2 separate regions of the Homo sapiens genome follow, and region 2 is linked to region 1. Evidence: chromatin loops called from intact Hi-C (ENCODE). Cell type or tissue: GM12878. All regions are shown on one strand. Each heading gives the region's core, and the rest is flanking DNA. Links, peaks and the distances in the headings are about the cores only. Region 1 holds the start of TEX53 (testis expressed 53). Region 2 overlaps WHRN (whirlin).

Evidence for each region. Hi-C counts contacts between places; a loop is a spot of excess contacts. Peaks named below come from ENCODE experiments on the same cell type or tissue, not always from the same donor. Only the 100,000 strongest peaks of a DNase experiment are listed, where the experiment ranks them.
Region 2: it touches region 1 in a loop (6-fold over the local background); 104 of 110 quality-filtered maps call a loop at or near these places.

Annotation. Positions count from the first base shown.
Region 1 is chr9:114,649,501-114,657,827 of GRCh38, forward strand. It overlaps TEX53 (testis expressed 53), which reads right to left and starts at 8,305. Exons shown (of 2, transcript NM_001354645.2): 1 at 8,166-8,305; 2 at 6,804-7,132. The coding sequence starts at 8,274. The coding sequence ends at 7,029. RefSeq lists enhancers at 3,840-4,346, 4,174-4,223, 4,234-4,313. In GM12878, for the core only: a CTCF peak has its summit at 4,207 (motif pointing left); a DNase peak (open chromatin) is centred at 4,211; H3K27ac peaks cover 295 bases.
Region 2 is chr9:114,400,709-114,408,985 of GRCh38, forward strand. WHRN (whirlin) reads right to left here. Exons shown (of 12, transcript NM_015404.4): 8 at 7,239-7,310; 9 at 5,647-6,184; 10 at 3,188-3,369; 11 at 2,509-2,631; 12 at 1,372-2,228. The coding sequence ends at 2,046. Among named protein-coding and RNA genes, the nearest start is that of AKNA, 17 kb to the left of the region's middle. RefSeq lists enhancers at 4,720-4,769, 4,749-5,250, 5,110-5,219. In GM12878, for the core only: a CTCF peak has its summit at 5,051 (motif pointing right); a DNase peak (open chromatin) is centred at 5,048.

The DNA of each region.
Region 1 (8,327 bases), core at 86-8,085:
GTAATTTCTCCTTTATTAGCATATGAAGTATACTTTTCTTTCAGTTCTTACCCTAGATTTAACAAGCATCCTTGACTTACTGAAGTGTATTATACATGATCACTTCTATCATTTCCTGGATAACCCAGCGACTACACAATTTTTTTTTTTTTTTTTTTTGGAGACGGAGTCTCCCTCTGTGGCCTGGGCTAGAGTGCAGTGGTACGATCTTGGCTCACTGCAACCTCCGCCTCCCAGGTTCAAGTGATTCTCCCGCCTCAGCCTCCCGAGTAGCTGGAATTGCAAGTGTGCACCACCACACCCTGATGATTTTTGTATTTTTAGTAGAGACAGAGTTTCACTATGTTGTCCAGGCTCGTCTCGATCTCCTGACCTTAAGTGATCCACCTGCCTCAGCCTCCCAAAGTGCTGGGATTACAGGTGAGAGCCACCGTGCCTGGCTCCAACAACTATACAATTCTTTCACCTTTCTACCTGTTACGGTAGTCTTGTCATGGATTTCAATTTTCTATGTATTTTAAGCCACAACAGACATTCTTATTAATGCTTTCTATAGTCAATATTCATTTAGATTTATTCACATGTTACTTTTTATTGCTCTTTGTTACTTCAATTTTATTGCCCTTTGTTCCTTTCTGTATTTCCATACATCTATTTTGGATCCTGCTTCTGGAACTAACTTTAGAATTTTTCTTCAATATAGTATCATATTTAGTATAGTATATTTAGAAATACCTTTAGTATTTTCCTTTCAGTACAGATCTTATGGTGACAAATTCAATTTTTGTTTGCTGAGAAGTCTGTATTTTGTTTTTATTTTTGAAAGATATTTTTGGTAAGTAAGGAATTCTAGGTTAGTGCAGTTATTTTCTTTCAACCTTTTGAAGATGTCATTGGTTTCTGTTGCTTCTGTTGAGAAGTCATCTGTCAGCCCCATTGCTGCTCTCAACATTTTCTCTTTGCATTGAGTTTTAGCAGTTATATTCTGATGTGCCTAGCTGTAGCTTTTAAAGTATTTTTCCTGCTTGTGCTTGTTCATAGCACATCTTGAAACTGTGACATGATATCTTTCATCACAGCATTCACCCTCTTCTCTCTCATCTTGTTCAGGACTCTAATGATAAGTGTTAGACCTTTTCACTATATCTCTAAGACCCTTCTTGGTATTTTTCCATTCTTTTGGTTCTTTGTGATTCAGCCTGGATATTTTCTACTGACTCGTCTTCTCCATTAATCTTGCCCTCATTTGTGTTTAATTCTATCAATGGAGTTTTTTTGTTAACCCTATGTTTCATTTAAAAATCAATCCAGTTTCTAATTTTTTTATCTTTTTTTTTTTTTTTAAGAGGCAGGGTCTTGCTCTGTTGCCCAGGCTGGAGTGCAGTAGCACAATCACAGCTCACTGCAACCTTAAACTCCTGGGACCTAAGACTCCCAAGTAGCTAGGACTATAGGCAGGTGCCACCATGCCTGGCCAATTTTTAAATGTTTTGTAGAGACGGGGTTTTGCTGTGTTGCCCAGGCTGGTCTTGAACTTCTGGCCTCAAGTAATCCTCCTGCCTCTGCCTCCTGAAGCACTGGGATTACAGCTGTGAGCCACCATGCCCAGCCTGAGTTTTTAATTTCATCCATCATAATGTTCAGTTCTATAATTTTGTTTTTTTAGAAATAGTTTCCAGTTCTCAAATGAAATTACCAATCTTGTCATCTATTCTCCTCAATATTTAATTGTACTGCTTTTAAAGTTTATGTCTGCAAACTCTAATATCTGGTTCTTTTTTTTTTCCTTTTGCTTTTCAGTCAGTTGGTCTTATTTTTTGATATTCATGGTAATTTTTCATTAAATGCTAGACATTTTGAAAAATGAAAATTTTGAAAAATTGAAGAGATATACAAGGCTCTGGATCTTCCCTCAGGCAGGATTTACTTTTGCTTCTGGGAAAAGTAGGCTTGAGATAAACTTGACCCTGGGCTTTGTGAGAGCTAGTCTAGGTGTGATTAAACCTTACTCTCAGGTTGTAGCCCTACAGGGGTTTTAGCTGAAAACGTGTGTGTGTGTGTTTATAAAACCAGGACTCCTCTTTCATGGTGAGTCCTAAACCTCCAATTTTTGTTACCCCAAGCTGTGAGACATTTTTTTTTTTTTTTTTTTTTTTTGAGACAGAGACTCGCTCTGTCTCCCAGGCTGGAGTGCAGTGGCATGATCTTGGCTCACTGCAAGCTCCGCCTCCCAGGTCCACGCCATTCTCCTGCCTCAGCCTCCCCAGTAGCTGGGACTACAGGCGCCCACCACCACACGCGGCTAATTTTTTGTATTTTTAGTAGAGACGGGGTTTCACTGTGTTAGCCAGGATGGTCTTGATCTCCTGACCTTGTGATCCACCTGTCTCGGCCTCCCAAAGTGCTGGGATTACAGGCGTGAGCCCCCACGCCTGGCCGCTGTGAGACTTCTGAAAGCTCTACTCAACTTTTCAGCTACTTGGACTCTGCTTAGGACTCGGCAGGTGCCTCAAGGGGATAAGAAGGCTTCGGTGCTCATCTCCTCTCTCTACTTTTCTCTTCAGCATCTTGGCCCCTCGTGTCCTGACTATGTTGATATCTCTCTGATGCATTCAAACACATTTAAGAAAAAAGAACAATTGCTTTTAAACTGCTGTCAGCAGGAGGGTTGGTCTGATACAAGCTAGTTTACCATGATCAGAAGTAAATCCAGCTGTGGTTTCCATGATTATTTTTATTGTTACTATTTGAAAATCCTTCAAAGAAAGATGTCACCCTGTGGCTGAGAGCCCTTTAAAAAAGTCACAGGATGGAGGCTTCTTTGCATCCCTTCTGTGAAGGAGTTTCTAAATTATCAAAGCAGGAAGTGACATTTAAGGAGCATCTTTTTTGTGTAAAGCACCTGCTACAGTTGTTGCAGAAAGCAGTCCAAGAAATAAGGAATATGGGGTTTGCTGGGGAAGGAAAGTGGGACCTTCGCATGAGAGGAGGTGAGGAATGCATAGGACAAGGGGAATCTGGGTAAGAGGGTGGGTCCAGGGGATACAGTATGAGAATGGGCAGTGGAAGAGGACTCTGGACATGAGGTCCGGGAAAGTGAACTGTATCTTCACCCAACAGATGCCAGTGGGGTCTCATCCCATGGGGAAGAGGTGCCACGATGCAGTGAGCTGACAACTCCACACACATGTTGTAGGCCTCTCTGCTTCCTTCCAGCTATAGTTCTTTTACCTTTTCCTGCTAAATATTGCCAACCTTCTTAATATGGTCATCTGGATGTCCCATAGGCCCCTCCAGCTTGGAATAGCCCAAAATTAAGTGATCTGCTGTTGTTGTCAACTTGGCCTCAATACCACAAGGACCTCATTCCCTAGAATCTTCTTTCCTGTATGGTTCTGAGTTAGAATTGGCCAGCTTTGCCTGAGAAATATGACTCAAGGTCCTCTTATTCATCCTGACTGCTGCTGCCCTACTTTAGGCCTGTATCACTGTCTGTCCTGATTGCCTAGGCAGTCGCTTAATTTGTTTTGTTTTGTTTTGGTAGAGATCGGGTCTTGCTGTGTTGCCCAGGCTGATCTCAAACTCCTGGCCTCAAGTGATACTCCTGCCTCTGCCTCCTGTATTTCTGGGGCCACAGACATAAGCCCAGCCTCTTAATTTGATTTCTGCATTAGTCATGATCCACTTGGGAGACAGAAACCACATAACAATTTGAATATGAGAAGATTAATATAAGTACTAACTAGAACAGGGGATTGGAGTAATGAAGGAGTGGTAAGAAGTCAGGAGAGCTTTAAAGAATATAGGAATAATGGACATAAGGAGCAGCCAGCACCCCTAGAACTAAGAAAGAACACCCCCAGGCTCTATCCCCAGCTGAGATCCAGATGTTGCTGGGAAGGGCATGGCTGTGCCTCACAATGGCAGAGAAGTCTGGGAGAATGTTCTAGAAGTCTGCCCTTGGGTGCCAGGGAAAGCTGTCATGGAACAGTGTCTGATTAGAGGCACACCTATTTGTGGGGGCACTAGGAGAAGCTGCTAGTTGCCAAGTGCTACTGACCACCATCCTCTGCAGGATTCCTGTTCTGGAAAAGTTGCCTGCACTGCGGGAGGGTGATGTTGGAGAAGCTGTGAGCTCTGTGCTGTTAAGATGAGCCCAGCACAACCAGAAAGGAAGGCCTCTTCCTCCTCCAATGTCTCTAGCTCCCCCTCCTGACAGAGCCTAGCATTGCACCAACTACCAAAAGAAAAATATTTAAAGGGCCAGCTCCATTTTTGAAGAGCAGGCGATGAACAGTAAATTTGGGGTCCAGAGTAATAACTGAATGTCATTCTACCATTATCGAGGGGCCGCATAACCAAGTTGTTAAGAGTGTGGACTCTGCAGTTGGGTTTCTTGAGTTAAAGTCTTAGCTCTGGCACTTAATGTGAGTTAGTGTAAACCTTAAAAGATTTATTTAACCTGTGTCTCACTTCCCTAATCTGTAAAATCAGGTAGTAACAGTTCTAACCTTGTTGGGTTATTGTGCTGATTGGGTTGATATTTATGAAGCACTTGGAAGAGGATCTGGCACAGAGTAAGCAAGGAACCAGGCTGTCTATTGTGATTACTATTACACTCAAATCGTGGTGGCATGCGCCTGTAGTCCTAGCTACTTGGGAGGCTGAGGCAGGAGAATCGCTTGAACCCGAGAGGTGGAGGTTGCAGTGAGCTGAGATCGCACCACTGCACTCCAGCCTGGATGACAGAGCGAGACTCCGTCTCAAAAAACAAAACAAAACAAAACAAAATCCATCCTTCACATTATAGCCAGGATGGGCTTTTCATTGAAGGTATGAATTTTACTCCACATTGCCATGGCATAGACATCATATTCCTTTATTCTTCTCTTTTCTGAGGTGGGGAAGGCATAAGGAGTGCTAATTAATAAATTGTCTTCTGGCCGGGTGTAGTGGCTCACGCCTGTAATCCCAGGACTTTGGGAGGTTGAGATGGGCGGATCACCTGAGGTCAGGAGTTTAAGACCAGCCTGAACAAAATGGCAAAACCCCGTCTCTACTAAAAATACAAAAATTAGGCCGGGCGCGGTAGCTCACGCCTGTAATCCCAGCGTTTTGGGAGGCTGAGGCGGGCGGATCACCTGAGGTCAGGAGTTGGAGACCAGCCTGATCAACATGGAGAAACCCTGTCTCTACTAAAAATACAAAATTAGCCAGGCATGGTGGAGGGTGCCTGTAATCCCAGCTACTCAGGAGGCTGAGGCAGGAGAATCGCTTGAACCCGGGAGGCAGAGGTTGCTGTGAGCCGAAAGTGTGCCATTGCACTCCAGCCTGGGCAACGAAAGAGAAACTCCGTCTCAAAAAAAAAATTAAAAAAAAAAATTAGCTGGGTGTGGTGGCACTTTCCTGTAGCTACTTGGGAGGCTGAGGCAGGAGAATCCTTGAACCTGGGAGGTGGAGGTTGCAGCCAGCCAAGATCATGCCACTGCCCTCCAGGCTGGGTGACAGAGCAAGACTCCGTCTCAGACAAACAGACAAACAAACAAAAAAAGTGTTGTCTTCCAACTCGCCTTGTTTGTTATGGTCTGAATGTTAATGTTCCCCCAAATTCATGTGTTGAAATCTTAACTCCCAAGGTGATGGTATAAGAATTGTGGTCTTTGGGAGGTTTAGGAGGATTAGGTCATGAGAGCAGAGCCCTCACGATTGAGATTAGTGCCCTTATGAAAGAGCCTGAGAGAGACCCCTTGCCCCTTCTGCTATGTGAGAACACAGCAAGAAGCGCCCTCTATGAGGAACAGGCCCTCACCAGACACTGATGCTGCTGGAGTTTTGATCTTGGACTTCCCAGCCTCCAAAACTGTGAGAAATAAACTTCTGTTGTTTGTAAGTCACCCGGTTATGGTATCTTATTTTAGTAGTCTGAACAGACTAAGGCACTGTTCATAGTACAAAAGTTGGAAATCAGGCTGTGTCACTTTGTTGCTTAAAACTCACCTGTGGCTTCCCATTATTTTCAAGATAGAGTTCAGCTCCTTTTCCCTGGATACAAAGCTCTTGATGCTCTGCCCACTTCACCTCCCACCAAACCCTGGCTCAGGTTTTCACTTGAGTCATTCTAGACTTGGTACTTTGCTACCCTCATGCCCTCCCAGGTCGTGCCCCTATTTTCCAACTTTGCTGATTGTATTCCCTCCTTCTGGAATATCATCCCTTCTCCTTTTAGCTAACTTCCCTTCAAGCACCATCGCCTCCAGGAAGCCTTCCATTAATCCCCGAGTCAGTTGCAAAATGCTCCTTTGTCATTTTGCTTTCCAAGTTTTTGCCCTATTATGTCAGAGTGATACACTTCCATGCCTGGCTCCCTGGCTAATGTGGAAACCATGTGGGGTCTTCTGCATATTACTCACAGTTGCATACTCCGTGTTTCAGCACAAGCGGTGCTGCGTATCAGCACTGGCTACGCATTGCATAACTCTAGGGCTGCTGTTTGTAGAGTTTTTCACAACATGCCCTGCTGTTCCCTATGGCCCTGAGCGTCAAATGGAGTCGCACAGTAGGCAAGCAGAATTGTGCCCTGAAGCTCTGGACGTTTATGACAGTGGCCTGTTATACAAACTGGCCTCTCCTAATATAGCACTTCCCTGTTAGGTTGGTTAGGAGTGACTGAAACAAATGTGTTAATGCGTTAAAATGACAAAACCACATTTCTTTCCAAGAGGTGCCAGGGTCTAATTGCTCCATGTTTTTGGGAATCTCAGAGGTAGGGCTGGCAAAGGGGGAAGGAGGAGAGACACTTCCTCTGATGTGACCAAGGACTTTAATTGGAGGCGGCTCCCCCCCACGGTGGCTTTTTCAGAAGCTGGAGTGACTCTTGGTGGTGGCACAGGGATGGCTCAGACGTCTTCTCCTCCTGCAGGGGAGTTTCTGAATCAGTCTTCATGACTCTTGTCCACTGCCCTCTTCCTCATGGAAGCCCAGCAGCTGTGCAGCCGCAGGGACCACGTGGGTGCCGCCGGCTAGAATGCTCATGGCCTCCTAAGGATGCACGCCTTGAGCATCATGCGGTTGTCATAGGGGAGGCGTGGATGTCTTTTTGGTACAGCACTGTGGAGAGAATTTGTGTTCAGATCTGAAAGAACAGAGGAATAAACTTATCCTGGGTAAAGGCTTTGAGTGATGCGCGTATAACCTATCTTGGCCATACTCCACTCAGAGACTCCTCAAATCATTAATCTCTTTAAAAATAAAAGTTTGCTTGTATGAGCTAAGAATGATCTCGAGCTGGGTGAAGCAATGGAGATTTTAGAGTTTACTCATTACCTCAGCGTGGCCCAGCTGATCCTTATACACATCCACAGATATCATTTGTTGAATGTCTTTTTTTTTGTTTTGAGGTGGAGTCTCGCTCTGTCGCTCAGGCTGGAGTGCAGTGGCGCGATCTCGGCTCACTGCAAGCTCCGCCTCCTCGGTTCACTCCATTCTCCTGCCTCAGCCTCCTGAGTAGCTGGGACTACAGGCGCCCACCACCATGCCCCGCTAATTTTTTGTATTTTTAGTAGAGACGGGGTTTCACCGTGTTAGCCAGGATGGTCTCGATCTCCTGACCTCGTGATCTGCCCGCCTCAGTCTCCCAAAGTGCTGGGATTACAGGCGTGAGCCACCGTGCCCGGCCTTGTTGAATGTCTTCTTTGTGTGGGGCCATATGCATTCACTTACACACGGTGCCTGCCTTCATCCTCCTAACAGCCTGCACAGTGGGCAATATATTATCGTTATCCTCATTTTGGAGAGAAGGATGCTGAGGCTTAGAGAGGGAGGGTCGGCGACATGCCCAAACTCAGTAAGCAGCAGAGGCAGAGTTTAAACTACCATCTAATAAAGTACCACAAACTCAGTGAGAAATTAAATAAATCAACAAATGGCCATGGAGGACTAAAGCCAGTGATTTCAACGAATATCTACCACCTAATAACTAATCTCTAATAACTGATAGAGTCTTTAGACTGTGTTGTTCCAGGCTTGAGTAACTACGCCCTTTCCACACTCCCAGAAGGCTGAAAGAAGTCTGACTATGTCCCAGCAGGAGGTGGCCGGGGAGGCCGAGGCGCAGAGAATCATTCAGGTGTTCCTGACACTATCACACACCCACGTCTGGAACCTACTGAAGGACCGTGGATGATGCTGTTCGAACATTCTTGGATTGTGGAAGCCAACAGTGGTGGAAGACCCCTCGCTGGTCTTGCGGCAACAACAGAAGATCTTGGACCCCATGTTTTGGTGCGCGGTGGGAGGAGGAAAGGGCACTGGGGCTCCTGGCTCTGCAG
Region 2 (8,277 bases), core at 278-8,277, 250 kb before region 1:
ACATCACTGCAGCAACCTGTTTCCATCATCACACACCTTGTCTTCTTCTGTTAACATCTTTCTCTGCTTCCCATTTATAAGAGCCTGGTGATTATACTGGGTCCACCCCATGTCAAGACTTTAATCATGTCCGCAAAATCCCATTTGCCATATAAAGTAACATTCCAAAGTTCCAGGGATTTGAATCTGGGTATCTTTGGGAGCCATTATTTAGCCTACCAAACCCATTTTATAGATGGGGAACTAGAGGCTCAGAGAGGTAAAATTACTTGCCCATGACCACACAAGCTTTGGAGTTGAATGCCAGGAGATCTGAGGCCTAACGAAGCCCTCCTGCTGCTAGGTGGGAGGGTCATTCCCTGCAGAGGGTCAACAGCACCCTGTCAGGGGATGGCAGGGGTGCCTTCTGAAACACCAGCTGCCTCAGGGGAATCCATGGCTCAGGTCTCAGGTGGTCTGCCCAGGCTGGAAAGAGAACAAGGACAGCCAAGAACAGGATCTGGGACAAGAGCATGGAACCAACTGTCCCTAACCCACCTCTGGCAGAACTCTGGACACAGAACTGGACAAAGCAGGATTTCTCAAACTCTTCCATCTTCCAGACAAATATTGAGGACAGAAGGAATAAGCACTGGGGCCGGGACTGAGGCCGTACAGTAGACCATGTTTGCAACCTTTTCCTCCGAGCCCATCCCATATGTTTTGCTCTGACACCCGCTGTCCTAGGCTACTGGAACAGCTTGACCCACATAGGTAGAGAGCAGGAAGTGATTGGGAATTTATGGCCTCTCTCTGTAGGCTTTGTCTAAAGACTGACAGGCATCAAAGTCCAGCCCTCTGGCCTTGAGTGGAGACAACTCTAGGCCTAGTGTACGCCCTGGGATCCTCCTGGGATCAGGCTGAAGCTGCCTTCTGCAGACTTTGCCTGAAATCTCACCTTCGCTTGGCTTCCTCCCCTTCCCTGTCCTGCTTCCCCACTTCCTTGCTGGTCTGCCCTGAGGGCACTTCTTGACGATTGATTGGGTACAAATCCTTATCTCCAAGGCAGCTTCTGGAAAGGAATGGGCTGCATCTGAGATTTAAAACATTCATGCACATTGTGCATTCTGCCTCATAATATACTTGTGGGTTTTAATCTAAAAATATTATCTGTAAATAGTCAAGTTTTGCCTTCAAGCCTTCAATTAAGAGGCTCCAAGATGTGAGTGTGGCTCAAGCACCCCTGCACGCCCCACCGTGTATCCCAATTGGAGCCATGCGGGCAGTCGGGGTGGTGGTCTGTGGTGCTCTGACTGCCCCCACCTGTCCTGCCCACCCCTCCCCACATGGAAACCCCAGCCACCCAGGTAAACCACACAGCACGCTGACGTCTAACCTTGTTCAGATTTCTTTATTGAAAAATTAAAGTCATAAGCTCTGTATATAAATACAATGACACTGCTGGTCACCTGCAAGGCCTCTGGGATAGGCTGGGGGTGCAGAGGGAAGCTGGGGCCTTGGGGTCCCCAGGGGCATGGGGAGGGAAATAAATAATAAACACCATGGGGGATAAGGAGCCAGGAGGAATGGGGGTGTGAATGGGGAGGTGCTCGATGCTTATTTGTGGCACTAAAGGTCTTGCAAGATGCCCCCTGACTGGGGGCCGTGTCCATGAATTCTCGAGTGACCTCACTTTGGACAAAGGCTCAGGCATCTGGGGATGGGCTGGGTCCTAGCTGGAGGGGGGACAGCAGTGCCCCCAACCCAACCTGGAGAAACCAGCACTCTGCCCTTCCTTTTCCTTTCTTCCTGTCTTGCAACCCACTTGTCCTGGGCGCCTACTGTGTACCCAGTACAGCACCAGTTCCTGACCTGACCTTCTGTCTGCCTTGTCCTGCTCTCTTCCTCTCCCAGTTCTGGTCCAGTGGGCTGGGATGGAGGGGGGATGTCTTCCTGCCACCCTGGCCATGCAGCCCCAACCCCGCAAGGAGCTTGATGAAGCCAACGGTGGAAAGGGACTGGGACCAGGGGCTGGGCAGTGGTGGGAGGCCCTCAGGCCTTGGCCTCTAGAGCATCACATTGAACTCAGTGACCAGAAAGTCAATGTAGTCACGGTCCTTAGTCTTGAAGGCCTCGGCGATAATGCGGGCGGCCTCCCGGTGCTCCTTGCCCCGAAGCGTCAGCCCATTCACTTCCAGAATCACGTGGCCCACCTTGAGCTGCCCACAGTTGTGAGCTGAGCCGCCTCTCTGCAGGGAGGAGACACAGGGCATGGGGTGCCCAAGGGTTAGACAGGCCTGGCTTTGACCACCAACTGGGTCAGTCCCAACACTGCCAAGCAGGCAGCTACAATCTGAGTGTCCACTTCTCGGATTAGGAAAGCTGAGGCCCGGAAGAGCAAAGGTGACATAAGCCTAGGTCTGCCCTTGAGTGCCGTGTTACCCATGGGAGTCGCAAAACCCTGGAGATGCTGAGAAAGGGCCTTTCAGGGGTAGGGAGAGATGGCAAGTGGGGCCCCTGGGGACATACCTGAATAGTGACAATCCTAGGCAGGGGCTGGCGGGTGTTGGCGCCACCCTCGATGGCGATGCCCAGGGTGGCCGCACTTTTCTTCACACGGACCAGAGTGGACGTGGGCTCCAGAAGTCCAGGCTGTGGGTATTAGGAAGGACACCACTGAGGCCTTCGCAGTTGGCAGGCCTGGCCAGGGGGCTGGGCCGGGCCGTGACACCACCCTGGGTCAGCAGAGCTCAGGCTCCAGCCCTGTGTCGGGAGCCTCAGGTGTGCAACGCACTAAGCCAAGCACTTGTGTTCTTGGCTCTTTAATCCTCACCAAAATCCCCGAGGCTCAGGAGGTTAAGGAGCTTGCCTAAGGCTGTCTGGTGGTGGCATCAGGACTTGAATCGAAGCCTGACTCCGAAGACTGTCTCAGCCACCTGGCCATGTCAAAACTGAGAGGAGCTTAAAGATTCCCAAGACCAATCTCAGCCTCAGCCCCTAGTGTCAGTGCAAAGGCAGAGCTGAAACTGGGCCTCCAGATTCCTAATCCAGTGCTCCTCCAGGACGTCCAAATCCCTCCAGTTATAGGGAGCTCACTACCTCCCTTTGTGGTCACTTGCCAAGCTGAGCCCTGGTCCCGGGACCTCCCATTCTGTGCCTGGGGCCCGTGTTCCTCTCAGCCCTCTGCATCCTCCTCCTCCTGGCTCACCGGTTTGTTGGCCCCATCTGTGGGCCTCTCGTTCCGAGGCAGCTCCTTGCTACTCCTGCTCTTGGTGGACACCGACTGCCTTCCTCGGCCTGGGGCGCTGGCCTCTGCCTCGCCAGCATCCACACCACTGTCCTCGCTTAGAGTCTGCCCGCTGTCCGAGAGCTGGGAGAGCGTAGAGGCTGCTGGAGAGGGGAAAAGGAAGAGAGAAGCAGCTTATATAGCTGGGGTCAGGGAGGGCTGCCTGGAGGCAGTGACGGAGATGGAGGCTGGAAGGCTGGGGGAATTCCCCAGGCAAAGATGGGGGAAGGAATGAAGAGATCGTGGGGCCAGAGGGCAGGTCCACTCCCTGCCACCCTCTCCACCTACTCAAGACCTGTCCTTTCAACCAGACCTGGTCTTGAAGGCTGTGACTTCCAGGACATCTGCCTGGATCTCCCAGTTCCCAGCCACTGGCATAATGATAAAACAGAGGTCAGGAGGCAAACCTAGCCCACAGATGTGGGTGTTTTCTTTGTTTTAAAACTCACATAATGCTACCAATTTTTAATGATGAACCAACACATTCAAATTAGAAGATTTCATATAAGTAATTTCTAGTTTCCCAAGAATAAAAGAGAAATTCCACCACACCTAGCCTGAACCCCTGCATGGCCCCTGCCTGAGCCGAGTGGTGGGCACATGCCCTCCAGCCACCAGTCAACTTCACTATGTGTGTAACAGCCTGGCCCCTGAGTTTGAGACCCTAACTTAAGAACACACACTCTGGAGTCTGGCAGGTCAGGTTTGAATTCCCACTGACCAGCTGTGCAAGCCTGGGCAAGTAACAGAGCCTCTCTAAGCCTCCTATGTTCTCCTTCTAATACAGAAATGATGGTGCCTAACCACTGGGGTGATTGTAAAAACTCACAGATCTGATGTATAGAATGGAGCAGTCCAGGGAATAGACTTGTGCTAGACTGCCTGGCTCCAGGGTGTGGGTTCTTAACCTAGGGTTTCAAACTCAGGGGCCCGGCTGTTATACACATAGTGAAGCAGCGTGGGTTGACTGGTGGGCTGGAGGGCATGTGCCCACCACTCAGCTCAGGCAGGGGCCATGCAGAGGTTCAGACCAGGTGTGGTGGAATTTCTCTTTTTCTCTTGGTAAGCTAGAAATTACTACTTTCTCTCTCTCTCTCTTTTTTTTTTTTTTTTTTTTTTGAGACAGATTCTCACTCTGTCATCTAGGCTGGAGTGCAGTGGTGCAATCTTGGCTCACTGCAACCTCTGCCTCCTGGGTTCAAGTGGTCCTCCCACCTCAGCCTTCTGAGTAGCTGGGACTACAGGTGCCCACCACACCTGGCTAATTATCGTATCTTTAGTAGAAATGGGGCTTTCAGCAAGTTGCCCAGGCTCCTGAGGTCGAAATCCTGACCTCAAATGACCTGCCCGTCTCCGCCTCCCAAAGTGCTTGGATTACAGGCATGAGCCACTGCACCTAGCCAGAAATTACTACTTTGTATGTCTCAGTTTGTTCATTTGTAAAATGGAGATAATAATAGTACCAACCTCATAGGGCTACTGGGAGGATTAAATGAGTTAATACTATAGGCAAGGCCCTTTGAACACTGGCACAAAGTGCTTATTGTTAGTACGGCTGTTAGCTCTTATTATCCCTGCATGTCCAGCTCAGTGCCAGCTCTAGAGACAGCAGTGATCCATCTGTGACAGCCCTGGGTCTTCTCACCACGTCTGCCTGCTCTCCCTCAGCTGCCTCCCCTCACTAGGCTGCGAGCGCCAGAGCCCTGCATTTTGCATCTTGGTCTGTGCAGGCGCTCAGGGAATGTCCTACGGGGCCTATGTATCACTGTAGCCGCAAGATGGCAGCAGAATCCAACAAAATGCTCCCAACTCACTCACAGGCGGGAGCTCCACAGCTTTCAGGGTGGGGAGGCAGGCTCTGCCCTTCCCTCTACCCCACAGCCCATGTCCTCTAGCAAACCGGGGCACAGCGTCAGCTGGCCTCCCCAAGATTCTTCCTGCACCCTGACCCTAGACCTGCCAGGGGTCCAGAGACTGCCACTTCAGTTTCCAGCATCTACTCCAGGCCAGGCCATGGCGGACAGGAAGGGAAGCCACCCCTGCCCTCCACGAGTTCAGTCCTCCTGGTGAACACAGGGTGGCCAGGGTAGGGGGAGCTGGAGAAGGCACCCCGACGCTCGCAGCAACCTGGCAGGACTGTCACTGTTATCTCCATTTTATGATGGGGAAAGCAAGGTGTAGACGGCAGCTTGTCCACAGTCACACAGCCAGTCAGTGGCAGAGCCGGGATTCAAACTGGGGTCTCCAACTCCCTTCGCCACTCTGGCCCTGAGCCCCCTCAACAAGTAGCTGGTCCCCCCCTTCACTGTGTCATCAGGTAGACTGACCTGAAGAGGACAGGGACCCCCAAGGACCACAGAGCCTGGCCTTGCTGTACTCACTGCGCGTCTGGGGCAGCGCCCTCACTTCATTGACGTCTGGCTCGCTGTCGGGGCGGTGGACCTCCACCATGACAAAGTGCTGGTTTGTGCCTGTCTGGTCTGGGTGGCCAGAGGGTGATGGGGGCAGAAGGCAGCCCCCAGCCACTGTGGCCTCTGCAGAGGGGCTTTTCAGGTGCGGGGGTGACTGGACCCGTGGGAAGGGGCCGATGGGGTGTTGGTTGACCAGGGCCAGATGGGCGTCCAGCGGCCTCTTGGAGCTGGGGTTGGCAGGGGAGACGGAGGCATAGATGGGGGAAGAGGGCAAGTCCTGTGCAGAGGAGGTCCCTGGGGTGGGTGCGGTGCCCGCTGGCGGGCTGCGGTTCTGTGGAGCCGAGAAGACAGTGCCCGAGCAGGAAGGCATGGAGGAAGGTGGCTGGAGGTCCTCTCTCCCCAGCTTCCTTGGCTGGCCTAGTGGGAGGTCGTTGCCTTGGGCCAGAGGTGGTGGGCGAGGCAGTGGCTTGAAGCTTGACAGCCCCTGGGAGGTGGATCTGACATCATCCTGCCAAAAGACCCAACAGGCGGAGAAGGAGTCAGACCCCATCACGCCTGGAAGAGGGGAGGCCGAGCAGCTGAGTGGTGCCAGGCCCAGCTGGAATTCTGTCCCCACTCTAACTGCTCTTGGCCACACTGCTCTGAATAATGCAACACCTGAGTGGAAAACTTCTCCCCTGCATCTCGGCAGCTGATAAGCGTTGGGATCTTGGCGGGTGTCTCTGGGGACAGCATCATTACCTTTGGGAACTGAAGTTCTTGGCATCAGCCAGAGCTTGTCACAGGGAACAAGACTTCATTAGAGACACGATGAAGAGGATGGAAATACAAAAAATGCATTTATTTGGCTTTTCTTTTTAGGGGGTGATCTTGAGTACTAGAGGCAAGAGGTATGAAAGGACTGGAGAGAGAATGGACAGGAGGAGATGGATACATGGGCTGGGGTGCTATGTGGCCCCAGGCAAGGCACAACACCTCTCTGAGTGCACCTCTGGGCAATGGGGAAAAGCACATCTACCCAGCAGAGGTGGTGTGGTGATGTCAAAAGCCACGTGAATACTGTTAGCACAGTGCCTGCGCCACAGCAGGTGCACAGTGAGGGGCAGCTATGGACACTGTGACTACCACTCCCCTCTGCCTAGGTCAACACCGGACACCTGCACAGCTCCAACAACCTTCCAGTCACCATCCTAAAGGCTTTACTTAATTAATTTACTCCATGCCACGAACTTATGGGGTAGGTATGCTATGATCATCATCCCCACTTTACCGACGGGGAAACTGAGGCACAGAGAGGCTAAGAAACTTGGTCATACTGTGGCCAGCCAGCCTGAAGGCCCCGCCTGAAGTCACCAGAGGCAAGTGATCCTGGTGCCTGCTAGAGATACTAGAATGGTGAGCTTGTGCACAGACCTGTAGCTGGGTGTGAGAGCTCATGGCAGAGGCCTCTGTCTCCTTTGCCACCCTGTGCCCTTTCTCCGTGGCTGTCATGGAGAGGAGAGAGCCACCAGGACCTGAGCACACCAGGGAGAGCAGAACCAAAGGGCCAGCCAGGGCCTTACCACGGACACATCTGGGAGGGCGTTGATATTGCCCTGGACAGCCTCGCCAGTTTCCTCCAGGTCCAGAGTGTTCTAGAAATGGACGAGAAAGCAAAGTGAGCAAACAGAAGCTGAGAAGGGAACACTGGTTTGTTCTCCAGCACACCAAAATTGAGGAAGTCTTAGGACACCTCCATGTGGTTCATGTGAGCCCTGACATACCTCACTTCATCGAAATTCACTTTACCCATTAAAATGAAGGTCAATTTGCCTGCTGGTCACTTTGAAGTTAAGTTTTCTTTGGGACTTTCTGATCATTTTCAGGCATCCCCTGAACTGCCAGAGATGCTGGGGCATCTCTAGCCTGGGCTGGGAATTCCTGGGTTTGGCCACGAGCGCTGTGCTCCACAGTCATGCCTCCAAAAGCCAAGGCCTCTCTCCACCACTTGCTGATGAATCCCAGGAAGGTGTGAAAATGGCAAGAGAGAAGTGGATGGGGAAAGTCTCTCCCTTTTTAAAATTCTAATGGTTTTAATCCCAAGGTGGTGGTTTAAGGTTTAAATGGACCTTATTTTGCAAAAAACGTCTATTTCTTTCTTCCCTTCCCAATTCACAAGAAGAAACCCAATGCCTCCTTAAGTGACACTGGGCTGCCAAAAGGCCATTTGTGGGCCGTCTATGGGGGGCCCATCGGAGCTCCTCTCTGAGCTGGGCTCTCTTGAGGGCTAAGGGAGCCAGTTCTCTCGGCCCTAGAGCCCAGAATGGAAAAGAGCTTCCACCACTGTGATGATTAGCTTCGCGTGTCAACTTGACTGGGCTAAGGGATGCTGAGATAGCTGGTAAAACATTATTTCTGGGTGTGTCTGTGAGGGTGTTTCCAGGAGAGATCAGCATATGAATGGGTGGACTGGGCAAAACTCACCCTCCCCAATGTGGGTGGGCCTCATCCAATCCACTAAGGGCCTGAACAGAACAGAAAGGCAGAGGAAGGGCAAATTTGCGCGCTCTTCTAGAGCTGAGACATCCATCTCCTCCTCCCTCAGACACCGGAGCTCATGGT